2 separate regions of the Homo sapiens genome follow, and region 1 is linked to region 2. The links are chromatin loops, found by intact Hi-C in ENCODE. Cell type or tissue: heart left ventricle. All regions are shown on one strand. Links, peaks and the distances in the headings refer to the core of each region. The heading gives the core; the rest is flanking DNA.

Evidence for each region. A loop is a pair of places that touch in the nucleus more often than their neighbours do. Peaks named below come from ENCODE experiments on the same cell type or tissue, not always from the same donor. Only the 100,000 strongest peaks of a DNase experiment are listed, where the experiment ranks them.
Region 1: a loop joins it to region 2, with 1.9 times the contacts of the local background. A loop is called at or near these places in 1 of 110 quality-filtered maps.

The regions. Positions count from the first base shown.
Region 1 is chr3:64,648,365-64,655,304 of GRCh38, reverse strand. ADAMTS9 (ADAM metallopeptidase with thrombospondin type 1 motif 9) reads left to right here. Exons shown (of 40, transcript NM_182920.2): 7 at 693-733; 8 at 847-952; 9 at 4,142-4,288; 10 at 5,527-5,668. Among named protein-coding and RNA genes, the nearest start is that of ADAMTS9-AS2, 33 kb to the left of the region's middle. In heart left ventricle, for the core only: a CTCF peak has its summit at 3,842; no DNase peak of the experiment used is centred there; H3K27ac peaks cover 1,525 bases.
Region 2 is chr3:64,582,091-64,589,030 of GRCh38, reverse strand. The region is part of intron 28 of ADAMTS9 (ADAM metallopeptidase with thrombospondin type 1 motif 9); the gene reads left to right. ADAMTS9-AS1 (ADAMTS9 antisense RNA 1) reads right to left here. Exons shown (of 2, transcript NR_110151.1): 2 at 1-2,214. Among named protein-coding and RNA genes, the nearest start is that of ADAMTS9-AS1, 24 kb to the right of the region's middle. In heart left ventricle, for the core only: no CTCF peak of the experiment used is centred there; no DNase peak of the experiment used is centred there.

The sequences.
Region 1 (6,940 bases), core at 783-5,782, 67 kb before region 2:
ATCACCTTGGTTGAGAACCACGAACCTATAGATACCAAGTGAGGAATAAATGTGTTAGGCAGACCTGAAAATACATGCCTTATATAACAGGCAAGGGCAGCTGCTGTTCAGATGGACCTGGCGTTGCCATGTAGTATATGAGTTCAGTGTTGCCAGCTTTTGTGATTTTGCAAAAGCCAGAAAAATGAATTTTTTAAAAATGTGAAACCTCCCAAGTTTTCTATGGTAGCTACTATCTCAAAATGTTAAAACACTGTAGCAACAAAGACGCGTGCTGGCTTAATTGTGCCTCCCACCTCCTGCCATCTCAATTGTGGTCATGAGCACGTCCTCTTAAATGAAAGTAAAACAAAGGTATCTTGCACCTTCTCAGGAATGTTCTCAAAGAGTCTTTACGAAACTGGAATCATTTACCCCAGGGTATTGGGAAAATCCTGGTTGGAGAGATTTCTTACTGCTCTGTGACCGCCCTGACCACAGAAGAAAACTTCTTAATGTAGTAGTTTATAATTCTTAAATCAACAATTCCAAAAATTTTTTGAGTTTTGAAACTCTGGTCTTATGAATTTGCTTTTTTTAACCCCCACCCCAAAGTGTGTACTGTTGTGAATGCCTAGACGACCCTAAAGTATTTACTTGTATTGACATTTACTCTTTGATGTCATCAAGGCCTAAGTCTGCTTTGCTTTCAGACAGGATATCTGCAGAGCTCACGACAAATGTGATACCTTAGGTGAGTTCTCTGTGCGTATCTTCTATGGCTAAAACCGTTTTACTACATGTTTGTATTTCAAGCCACAGTTGCTTTTTAGAGTAAATCCTTGTTGGTTTTTTTCCTTCTAATAGGCCTGGCTGAACTGGGAACCATTTGTGATCCCTATAGAAGCTGTTCTATTAGTGAAGATAGTGGATTGAGTACAGCTTTTACGATCGCCCATGAGCTGGGCCATGTGTGAGTTACCTTTCAGTAATTTCATTTAATTTGGAGTGACCTAAACCTTTTATTCCTTCGCATCAGTGAGCATTTACTTGACTTTCGAGTGTGTAAGAGACTTCCCGAGTCATAGTAGAGTTGCAGGGTTGAAGAGCTTTGAACCTAATTAGGTGAAATGACTTTGACTTCCAAAAGTTGAGTAAATGCAGTGCACTCTCTTTAGTCATAGCTTGTGTGTATCTTCAGTTTAACTGCTCAAGTTTAATACACAAGGTCTAATATTCTCCCTTCCTACTGGGAACTGGAGAAATGGGGTCTTTCCATTCCTTCTACTGAAGCAGAGGATATATTAGCCTAGAGAACTTTCCTGATTTAACACCTTTGTCTAGGAGGGTCCCCCACCATTACTGTGGCCCCCAAGATTTTTACAAATCCAGACCATTCCCGATTCTAGTTATACACTGCTCTAATTCTGATATTTAGCACTGGGAACAGTAGTATCCCTTTTTTCAGGAAAGAGAATGAACAAAGATAGAAAGAAGGAATCATTTCCTAATTATGGTCACTAAGTGGCCGTTATGAAATGGCCTTTCCCTTTTGTTTTTTAGAGATAGAGCACGGTTAGAACATGGGGCAAAACACTGCAAATTGACTAGAAATTATTCTGAGTTTTGATCTGCATTATTTTCTTTCTAGGATGATTAAATTACTTATACTATCTATTTCGAAATAATTTTCTGAAAGGATATTAATAGATCAATTTGTGTGGCAGATGGTAACTTTACTTAGAGCTAACATCATTTATTAAACAAGATTTTCATTCATACATTTAAGGTCCCCTATGTGCAGTGTAGTGTACGAGGCACAGAGGGAGATGCATATACACAGGTGTCTCCAATTTAGCTCAATATATAACAGGTATATTTTTAAACTAGTACCTTTCAAACATATATTAAGAGCACACCCCTTTTCTTTTCTCCAGAGGAAATACAGTCAAATGCCTCATATTTAGAACATAAAAGAGGTCTGGCTTTCCATTAAGCATTTGTGGCAGGCCCAACCTGCTTAGTCAGCATCGTCTCTATCCTCGTGGTTTCTGAGGCACTTTTGTGAAACTCAAGGAAGCCTTGAAGAGAATTCCCATTCCAGCTTCCCCAGCTTAGTGGCGGTGGGACTTGATCAAGTAATTAAAGCTCTCTGTGGCTCAGTTTTCTCATCTGCAAAATGCAGATAATAACAGTACAGGTGTAGAATTCCTTACCCAAATGCTTGGGACCAGAAGTGTTTTGGATTTTGGATTGTCTCAGATTTTTGCAATATTTGCATATCCATAATGAGATATCTTGGGGATGGGACTCAAGTTTAAGCAAGGAATTTATGTTTCATGTATACCTTATGCACATAGCCTAGAGGTAATTTTATATGATATTTTTAAATAATTTTATGCATGAAACAAAGTTTGTGTTACACATTTATGTGTGGAATTTTCCACTGGTGTCAGGTTAGCACTCAAAAAGTTTTGGGTCTTGGAGGATTTTGGATTTGGGGTTTTGAGATTAGGGATGTTCAACCTGTACTATTCATTGGGTAAAATAAGTGATTAAATGAAATAAGGCATCTAAAGCATTTAGCACATTTTCTGGTGCATTGTGAATGCTGAAAAGTTGTGGTTATTATCGTTCGTAAGCGTCCAATAAGCATTTATTATTATTTAACTCCTGCAGTGAGCAAATGTGAGTAACATTTGAATGAAAATAAATTTTCAGCTTATTTACATGAGGTAATAAACTTGACTTTATCAAGTAATTGTGGGAGTGGGGAATAAACCTCATCTGGGGATGGGAAATAAACACCACTATAAAGAAACCACTAAGATTTGAATGCCTTGCTTGTTTTAAGTTTGTTGATGCAGGTATTGCATTGATTATGCATCAGGGAACTGGAAACCAAGGCATTCGTTCTTTTAAGAAAATAGATTCTTAAGCATAGGAGTCTCATGTTTTAAGAACTATTTCTAAGTTCAACTAAGATCGAGTTTTTCTGTCTCTATTGGCAAGTATTAAGAGGCATAAACTTTAAAGAAAAAGGGAAAATGTGATAAATTAATGGAATAGACTCCATAGGCTTTTATTCCAACTTTTATATGATGCAAGTCTATGTGCTTCTGTCTGACTCACTTATTTCTGTAATCAAGATGAACTAGTGAAGGGAATTTCTCTCTCAATGCTAAATTAATTACATGCATTGGGGATAGTCATCCAGAGAGAGGGAAGGTGACCCTTCTGAGGTTGTCACCCAGTAGATAATTGCCTGAGCTGAGAATGGCATGTGGGTCACAGAATTGGTGTTTCTGGATTTAGGAAATACTTCCTATTTTTTTTCCACTCCTGCTGGCTAAGCCAAGAATGGCAAATATGTGTTCATGCTGCTGCATTCCCTTCCAGGCCCATAAGGACGTTGGCAATCCTTCATAGCCTTCTCACAGGCGGAACCTGGATTAATTTAAGAACCCTTTTGTGCCTGGCTTTTCAGGAAGCCAGTACCAATCAATTGGTGCTGGCATGAAGCATGAAACTATTTGCCATCTCTGAGTTATGCCAGTAGAATTGGCATGCTTCTGGTTTCCATGCATACCACTACCTTTCATGGGTTTTATTGTGCACAAACTTTGCATGCCTTTAGAATGATATACCTACGCAGGTATATAATTTGTCACCCTGATCCAAAAAGGGGAAGATGCCAAGACCCATAGTGAGCCTCTTATTAGAAAGCTCTTGGCTTCAGTTTTTGACACTTCCCTGACTCTTTATATTCACGTTATCATAAGCTGCCAAATTCTTGACTCTATAAATTGCCCTTTAACAGCTTATTAGGAATTCCAACTACTGTATTCTAGCACCAACTACAGCATATTCAGAGCCTCTGCAATTCCTAAAAGTACACTTAAACCAAATACATGGGCCAGCCTGCATCTTTTAAAATACATTTTATGCCTTTACACTTCGTATTAAGTTGGGTGAGAATTATGTTTTAATCTACACTCTATCTTGAATTGTCTTACATTTTATTCTGCTTACCAGGGTTCAGGTTCTTATCCAAAATGAAGTTAAATTTTTTTCTCTTAGATAGTTGCATTCCTGAAGCAATTAGAACAGCATGATCCCTTGGTGTTTATTGACATTCTCATCATTGTCTCATTGGCTTTAGGTTTAACATGCCTCATGATGACAACAACAAATGTAAAGAAGAAGGAGTTAAGAGTCCCCAGCATGTCATGGCTCCAACACTGAACTTCTACACCAACCCCTGGATGTGGTCAAAGTGTAGTCGAAAATATATCACTGAGTTTTTAGAGTAAGACTTGAACATTCTTTTAGCACAAACTTCTAGTGCCTGGCCTACATGTAGTGAACTAATTGTGGGAAAGACAATATGAAGTCAAACATTCCTTTTGAGTTATTTTTGTTGACATTCCTTGGAGAAGGCAAAAAAAAAAAAAAAAAGCTCTCTGACATCTGTGTAGTTCATATCCTTGACAGAGTTTAGAAGATTACAGACTGAGCTAAAGAAAAGGTTGGAGTCTTAAAGAGGATGTGGAAATGTTGCTTCATTTTGGGTAAAGTTTTGAGATTTGTTCAGACATTGGGAGAGGGACTATGAATGTGATTTCTTAATGAAGGCCACAGGTATTTATGCACTTCTAATTTAGTAATTTGGGCCTGAAAAGGGGTGGGGTAGTGAGATGATCCCAAAGCAGATTCCGTGGATGAGTGGAAATTACAGCAGCTCCCACATTGTTGAGTTGAGGACATTCTCTCTCTGCGTCACTCTTCCTCTCCCCCTCTTCCCTCTCCCTTTTCTCTTTTTTCCCATTTCCTTTCTTTTCTTGTTTTGTTTTTTAAGCTTCCTGCTAGGCTGCTCAAAGATCCAATTACATTATACAATGCCCCTGTGTCACAGATTTATTGCTCTTCTCGCTCAGAAGTATGAAAGGTTAAGTGATTGTCCCAGAGTCACTGGGTGTATATTTCTGCAACCACGGGGAAGAGGAGGCTTTATCAATCAGAACTCAACGGGTGTGAATTTTCCGGGAGAGGTGTTTGCTGAAAACGGAAAGAACCAGAGGGTTGCTGTTGTTCTTTTTAACCAGATGGTGTAAGGTGTTTTCTTTCTATGAGTCATTGATTCGCTCACGCATCCCTTCAGCAAACATTTACTAATCACCTGTTGTCATGGACAGGGCCCTGTGCTTTGATGAAAAAGACACTATCTTTGCCCTTAGAAAGCTTACAGTCTATTGGGAAAGATAGTCAAACATAAACAGATAATTGCTGTGAAGTGTGATCAACGTTGTAACAGGTGTATATTTCCTACTGGCTATGTTGTATTCATTGCATGTGGTTCTACAAAGTAAACAGCAAAAATGTAACTTCAGCATCTGGATTTAATCTTGGATGTAAAGAATAAAGCACATGTTAAAAAGTAACTGTCCTCTCTACCATTACAATGGTGGGGTGGCCTTTACTGTTACCTGGGGGAGACCTTGACAGCCACCGTTCTCACCATCTGTGTGTTTCTGTGTGTTTCCGTAGCACTGGTTATGGCGAGTGTTTGCTTAACGAACCTGAATCCAGACCCTACCCTTTGCCTGTCCAACTGCCAGGCATCCTTTACAACGTGAATAAACAATGTGAATTGATTTTTGGACCAGGTTCTCAGGTGTGCCCATATATGGTAAGTGTAGGAGGGCCACTTCTGCCCTCATCTACTGATTCTGCACTTCTTTTTATTCATAGTTTTCCATTGCATTCTAACTCGACTATAAACTACCCAAGGAAAAGCTGAGAGTAAAATTGCATATTAGTGATCATAATAATTATGAGGATGACACAACAGTACTGCTGCTCAGTGTTAAATAGTGCTTTACCTGCACTTTCTCATTTCATCCTCGTGACAGTCCAAAAGGAAGATGCCATCATCACTTTCATTTTACAAGTGAAAGTGAGGCTCAGAGGCAGCAAGGTTACGGAGTTGGGAATTACAGAGCTCAGCTTTTTTCTCTCCTTGTTGCCTTTAATGCCCTTCGACTTGTCCAGGTGACCTAAATTATAGGGACTCTTCTAGATTCAGAAGAGCTAATTCATGAGACAAACATGTTTCTGTGTTTTAGCTTGTCAAGGTAGCATCCTGTGACCACCTGGGGCTTGAAATCATTTCTGGTGGGGCCTCAGCTGGGGTGGCTGTGTGATAGTTTTGCTGCATGTGTTGTGGATGTTTGGGCCAGTGATAACATCTAGCAGTTATCCGGTTACAGATGAGCAGAGCTGTGTTTCTATGGGGTGGCCCATTCTGTCTCTTTGGGGTGGCGTATGTGTGTTTCTTTTGCTGGGAGTGTCTTCAGAGATTGCCTGGTGAATTGAGAAGTACAATAGTATTCCATGGAAATAATAACAAAATTTTGAGTAAACTTGATTCATGGCAATATTTGTTTTTGTGTTATTCATGATAGGAAAAATTAGGAGTCATTGAAATGCCAAGCAAAAGAAAGGTTAAACAAATTATAGGGTCTCCCTTTTATAGCAATTGAAAATGATCTACATCTGGGAACATGCTCCTGCTATAATTTTAAGTTAAGATAACAAGATAAACAATTTTATGAAGTATGATCTCAACTCTAAAAGGGGAGAAAAAGCTACAGAAAAGACTGGGTAGTTTGAAACTTTTTCTATTTAAAAAAATAAACTTTTAATACTTGTGCAACTTTTCTACTATAAGTGTGGTTTATTTTAATAATTAGGAAAGATAAAAAATCTTTTAAAATTGTGCCCTGAAATAGAGCTAAATATAGCAAATGGAATAGATCTAAAAAACAGAGTGTTTAGAGGAGGAAGAAAGCAAGTTGTAGGATATGTCAGTATGGTGCAGTTGTAAAGCTTAAATGCTGTCTATTACTGGAGATTTATATGCATTTGTAGTAAAAGTGTTGGAAATGATGAAGTGATGAAC
Region 2 (6,940 bases), core at 1,354-6,353:
AACATATTGCTGGCATCTTTAGAAAATAAGAGCCACATTATTTGGCTGTATCAGTATGGAGTATAAAAAATAAGATAGTTTTTTGTGGAACAAAGTGTTATGACATACGAATTTACAAAGTTTACCTTAGTTCTGTGTAGCACTCATCTCTAATGTGTTCAGAACAATCAAAATACTTGCCTGCATCTATTTCACTGGAGACAAAACTTAGCAGGCTTTTAATAATCTTTTTTCAGTATTTACAGAGATTGTATGCCTATGAAAGACTGATCCTGCCTTCTGATGCTATTTTGTGGTAGCTTGACAGGTTCTATTTTCATGGATTTAAAAAGTCCACAGGTTGGGGGAGCAGGGTTAGGAGTGTTATTGGACTCTGAGGAGGAGTCCAGGTCCTCTCCCTCACTCCTGTTGTGGAGTTGCCCTTCTGGAATGGAAAGAAATAGAAACTTTGGAATGTGGAGTGGGAGGTAGAGGTTGAGTCCAAGCATAATTGGCTAGGAGGGAATCCTGGCGATTAGTGATGGCAGTTGAGGAAGATTTATTTTAATGCCAGGGGTTGGGGGTTGGGGCAGAATAAAAAAACTCTGGGTTGTTTCTTTAAAAAAAAAAAATCAATTTTTAACAAATACTTTCTAAGTGCCTATTGTAGGCCAGGGACTGTTCCAGGTGCTAAGGATACAGCAGTGTACAAGTTAGAGCTCTTTGTTCTAAGGGAGCAAGAGAAATTTTAGTATTAAATCAATACTAAACAAATGTAATTAAAGAACTGATGCTTTGGTTTTCCTGGCAGCTTCGCCACCACCATAAAAATAAAAATACAACTTGCTATTAGGGTAGGTACCTTCATGGATACTGCTGATGTTTATTCAGTAAGTATAAATTAGCAATTTTATCTTTGCTTTTAAACGTGCAACTGGCCAGTCATTTTAAATGACAGATGCTGCCTGGCTGATGGCACAGAACTTTTAAAAACCTCCTATTGGAGAATATGCTTCCAATCACCATTCCATTAGAACCCAAATGTGAGTTCAGTGGTCTGAGAGCCAGGATGAGTGGAGAACCTAATCTTCTGCCTTCTCCCTGCTGGGTCCTTGGCCTCCACACAAGGTGGAGAGTTGTGGTCTGAGGGTACTTTTTCCCTTTGTTATTTAATGGGTACCAATTAAAAGATGTGGAATGTGCGGATCTCCACACCATCTTCTTTGCTTGTTGCTGTTGTTTTCTCTAAAGTGGGATCATTGTCATGAATGGTTTTAACAACCATAATCTCTCTTTCCTGAAATTTATAAAATAGAAAATTGGCAGCCAAGGAAAGCATGTCCAGGGGTAGTATGGAAGATGACTCATGTAGGCTGAACCCAGAAATCCATCACTCTTAGCAAGATCTGCATCCCCTTTCTCTTATGAGAAAGAGCTTATGCCTTGGCCAAAAAAATCTAGTAGCTTTCTGCAGCGATGTAAATGTTCTCTATTTTTGCCTTCCTTTATGGAAGCCACTAGTCACATGTGGTTAATACTGAGCACTTGAAACATGGTTAAGTGACAAGGAAACTGCATTTTTAATGTAATTTTTAAATTACTCTAAATAGCTACCTGTCGCTGGTGGCTACCATATCGGACAGGGCAACCTCAGGCAACAGGACATCTCTAACAATTAATAACAAACTAGCAAAGAAATCAATAAATTTATAAAAATAAATTGGGGAGAAAAACCGTATTCCACATGTAAGGGGTTCCCCCATAGGATGCCCATGCATCTGGTGATTAGCATTCTCTTGCCTTTCTTGTGTTTCGTGCCTTTGTTTTGGAAAACTTCAGTGGGTGTTCCTTGACAGCTGGGCATTAGAAAATGCAGAGGACAGTGAAAAGATGGCCTATCAGAACCAGGGGTCTTGAGAGTAGTAACTCCAGGGCTTCATTGTAAAAGCAGCTGTTAAAACAAACTCTCCTCTGTGAATCTCAGAGTTCAAGTTCATCGTGGCCATAAGTTCAGTTAAGGAGAAAGCATGTTTATGTGTTCAGTGGGTTGAAAGGGCAAGGCTTGAATGATGCTTTTTAGGAGACGGCAAAAGTGGAAAACACCAGGTAGCCACCTTGTAGAAGCTTGAATTCCAGGAGATCATTCCCTCTTTGAAGGAAAAGTTTCAGGAAGGCAGCTTTTCATATTCATTGAACCCAGTAGGTGAAGGTTGAGCAGATTAGCTTTGCAGGGCTCTGTTTCAAAGACACATCAGAAGAAACCGAGTTGAGGCAATGTCTCTCCTCCATGACTGTAAATGTAGTCATTTAATTTTGCAAAACTTAATGTCTACAGTGTCAAAAAGAAAAAAACCTCTTATTCATTTACATTTTTACTCTATACTGAGGGCCCCAAGAAATTTAAACTTATGCAACAACATTGACTGCAAATTGACTGATAATTGCCATCAGTTCTCTTCCTCAGTGGCCAGATAGAGTGTTTTCCCCCCGTTTAGGGCAACATCCTGAATTAAATTATAATCTGACAGATGGTCTGTTTTTAGAAGCACTGATTAATCTACTATGCTCACTCTCAGGTTGACTATGCACTAAAATGAGAAATAGTTCAAATGATTCTCCCTAAGCCATTTTCTTCTGAAATATCTCAGACAGTGAATGAATTGATAGCTTCAGTTATCCACAAAGGAGCAGATTTTTTTCCCCACTTAATTTGTCACACAATGTGTTTCCTCCCATAATTATAGGGAGGACTTTGATTTTTTTTTTATTATAACAACCACTTACATTTTGGAACATTTACTTTGTGCTCAGAATTATGCTAAACAATTCACCCACGTTTGTCTAACTTAATCCTCTCTACATGATGAAGTCAGCACCATCAGAGAAGTTGCTTAGTTGATCTCACTGCTCAGTAGTGGTCTCTAGGTCTCACTGCTGGGAAGTGGCTGAACCAGGATTTGAATTTAGGATTTTCTGAATTTTAAGCTAGTGGTTTAAGCCAAGATATAATCCCCTCATCTCATTGTTTAGTTGATGAAATGGTAAAATGTAACATGAGTGGAAAGGGTATGTCTACAATGTAGGATTTTATGTTATCCCAGAGTGTAACTATTAATATTTGAAATGTTCTGAAGCTAATTGAGCCATTTACAAGTTTTGCTTAGGGGATAAGCAAAGAAAATCAGGAATGAATATAAGAAAATTGTCTCAAACCAAGTAAAAGAGCAAGATTTGGGGTTTTCAGAAGATTTTAAGAAAAAAGCAACCAGTATTAAGCACATATTGGGTGCTATCTCTGGCATTTTTAGTAGAAATGGAATAACTTGAGGTATTTTCTTTATTTAGTAGATATATAGATAGTCAGGATGATAGATTTTATTAGAGCCAGTCAGGTGACTTTACATCTGTTCATGGTGATGAGGTTCCTTGCAGAAGGTAAGATGCTGTAGCACTTACAAGTGAATTATGAAAAATGGTAAAATTTACTAAAATGTGATCTCACCGTAACTCTCTGGTTGAAATAAAGCATATTCAATGCATTGGAACGTCTTCCAAACTATTTATTGAGCTAAAATTAAGCTATAGGAGCTGAACTCTTCTTTTAGCAAAGCTGTCTTATTCATTCCCATTGGTAAGACAGTCAACCACCTTGAACCCTGTTCTTGCATCCTCTTCCTCTCATCACCCCTCATTCTCACAACTACCTCTGTATTCCTTAGTCCATGTGGCAGGTGAATAATAAAACAGTTACGCTTGGGAACTTGGTAAGATGAACAGAGGGAAATACAACAGGGAAAAAGCAGACTGTGTTTGCTTCCTTTTTCTTAGCTAGGACAGAGGAAGAAATATAGACAGAGCCAACACATTTTAAGTGAAAAACCTGTTTCCCCAATCATTTATTTAATTGCCCCATACCTGAATTTCCTTCTGCCTAATGAAACCCACAGTTCAAACTGGGTGCCTCTCTCAAACTAGGCATACTATAAACAATGTTGAAATGAATGAATGAGCTCAGCTACTCAGGTGCTGAACTCCTTATTACATTAGCCCAGAAATATGGAAGTAAAGAGCTAACTGGTAGAAGGGAATCATTAAAAAGAAAGGCATAGGATTATTTAGTGCTGTTGTATTAATAATGATGATATCCTGACTTAGAGAGTTGTACGGTATTTACATAAAAGAGTGTCCTTGATTTGAGGAAAAAAGAGTTTTAGAGATGATGGGATGTTATGTCTCTAAATTACTCTCAAATTTTTCAGGGAAAGACAAAATAATAATAGCATATAGAGAGAGAGATGGGGGGAGCAAATGTGGTGAAATGTTGGCAATTGGGGACTCAGGATGAGGGGATAAGGGAGATCTTTATGATGTTCTTGCAATCTTTCTATAAGTTGGAAAATTTTCAAAATAAGTTACTTTATAAAATTTCTTAAAGAAACAAATGTATTCAGAGTGTGTTTTTTCCTTCACAAGGAAGTAAAGAGTAGATCTGGATTTATTTCACAACTTTAAAAATTCTGACACATTCTAGGAAGCTGTTTTTAATCTGAGATTTGCACTGTAATGTGATAAAAAAGGGAGTGGGGTGTGGCAGAGCTCAGCAGAAACAGAATCTTTCCTACTTTTTTATTGGCCTTTTCCCATGATTTTCTCTTTCCTAAGCCTTCTCTCCTCCTCCCTCCTCCCCATCCCACCCATGCAGCTAAACTGAAAGGCCTCTGAGAATGGTGCATTTTTTTTGCTTCCCTTTTCCCAGGGGAATCTAGACTTTTATTGCATCTCTTCCTAGTAAATTCCAGTAAATATCTGGCCATATGCAGACTCTGCCTTTTCTTAATCGACTGCTATCCAGTCCACATCCAGATTCCTTTGAAAATGAAAGCATTTTCCCAAAAATGTGTGCTGTTTGTTTTCCTTGAGATTAATAAAAGCCCCACCTAGCCCACTTACCTATTCCTGCCTTGGTATGTGTCCTTTCTTGGTGAAATCATTATTTCCTTCTTTTTGGTTGTCTTTGAATCAGACGTAACATATCCGAGCCCCCCGCAGGGTGCAGGGTCATGGACATAATGTCAGGGAGGAAGTTCTGTTCAGAAGAACGTGTTTGTTCATTGTAATTGGGATCTTCATTGTTGTGCATGGGAATTGATTTCACGTTGTACACGGCACGTTTTCTATAGATGGGGGCTTCCTAACCCTTTTAGCTGGAGCCCCTGACTTCATTGAGCGGATGTTCAGCAGGCCCTTTACAACTCCCATCAACAAAGAATCTCTGTGTGCCCTGACCTCACCAAGTCAATTTGAATCAATTCAGTTTTGAGAACTTGCTGAAGGACTTTCTGAGAACCTTAGTATAATTCAATAGTTCTCAATTGGGAGGTGATTTTAGCCTGCGGTGGACATTTGGCAATGTCTGGAGACAGTTTTGGTTGTTACAATGGGGATGCAGGTGCTATGGGCATCTAGTGGGTAGAGGCCAGGAATGCTGCTTAATAGTCTACAATGCACAGCACAACCCCAACAACAAAGAATTGGCTTACCCCAAATCTGGAAATAGTGCCACCATTGAGACATTTGGAGCCTCATTCAAAAGCGAAAGCTGAAAGTCACAGTTGCAAGTCCCGCAGCTATCTGAAAGCTCTTCTCTCTGGAGAGTTGAATTTCCCATAAAATGTAGGTGAGATTCCAGGGAGCCATCAAGGTCAGTCAAATCGAAGAAAGGTTTTCAAGGATGAGCTGAAAATATGAGATCTCAAACTTGTCTCACCAGACTGTGAATCTGCAAATCAACAAGCACCATCACTCATTTTGTGGGGCGGGGTTGAGGGTTAAAAGAGGTGGCAGATATTGTAAATGTGTGCAGATGTGCCCAACTGACCAACAGACATTCTGCATGGCAACTTTGACAAGAGTAATAAACTAAAAACAGCATAAATGTGGGTGGGCATTTCTAAGAAAACAAGGGTTATATCCTCATCATGTTCATAATGTTAGCATTGTCTGATAGCACTGATAGTTCATATATAGAGATTCCTTTTTAAGTTTATGTTTCAAACAGAGCTTCCCATATCAGTGATAGAATATGAATATATGAATAGGTCAGCAGTATCTAGGGATTGGTCAGACTTGAGCATCAGAGTTGAGTATATAGGTTTCTCTTTTGAGAACTCTTCTGGAAGTAGGATTAATTCTAGTGAGCATTTTACCTGATAATTTCTGATTAGGGACTAAGACAGCAGTACATAAAGTGTTCCATGGATTGTGAATAGGTATGAAGAAGGGTTTCCCAACCTTGGCACTATTCATATTTGGGGCCAGATAATTTTTTGTTGTAGGGACTGTTTGGGACATTGTAGATGCTTATCAGCATCCTTGACCTCTACCTACTGGATGCCAATAGCATACCCCCTCGGTTGTGACAGTGAAAAATATCTTCAGACGTTGCCAAATGTTCCCTGGGAGGCAATATCACCCTTCCTTTTCTGCCAGGTAGTTCTATGAATTTCTCACAGCAGAATTTCTCTTTCCATATTCCTATGGGCATTAGAGAGGTAGAACATCAGCATTTACCAGACATATTTGATACTAAGTCCCTATTTGTTAAGTCAGAGAAGTCTGAGGTTATAAAATCATTCCCTTCCTCCTCAAAGGGAAGTGAAATCCTTATATTGTAGAGATCACCAAGTTTTCATAGTCAGACATTTCCACTTTGTCTGGGTTTTTAAAAAACCTATCAGAGAAAACTATACATAGGGGATCACCTTTTCCAAATATGTGGCATTAACTTGGCTTTCCTATACATGAACTTCTGGGGAAGCAAGTTTCTGCAGTTCTACCTCCTCGCACCTCCTCTTTTCCACTCTGCAAATCTTTGCTCCTCTAGCAGATGGCAAATGCTATATATTTCCCAACCCCAACCCCCATGCCACACAAACACACTCAAAACGGCAGGTACAACTCT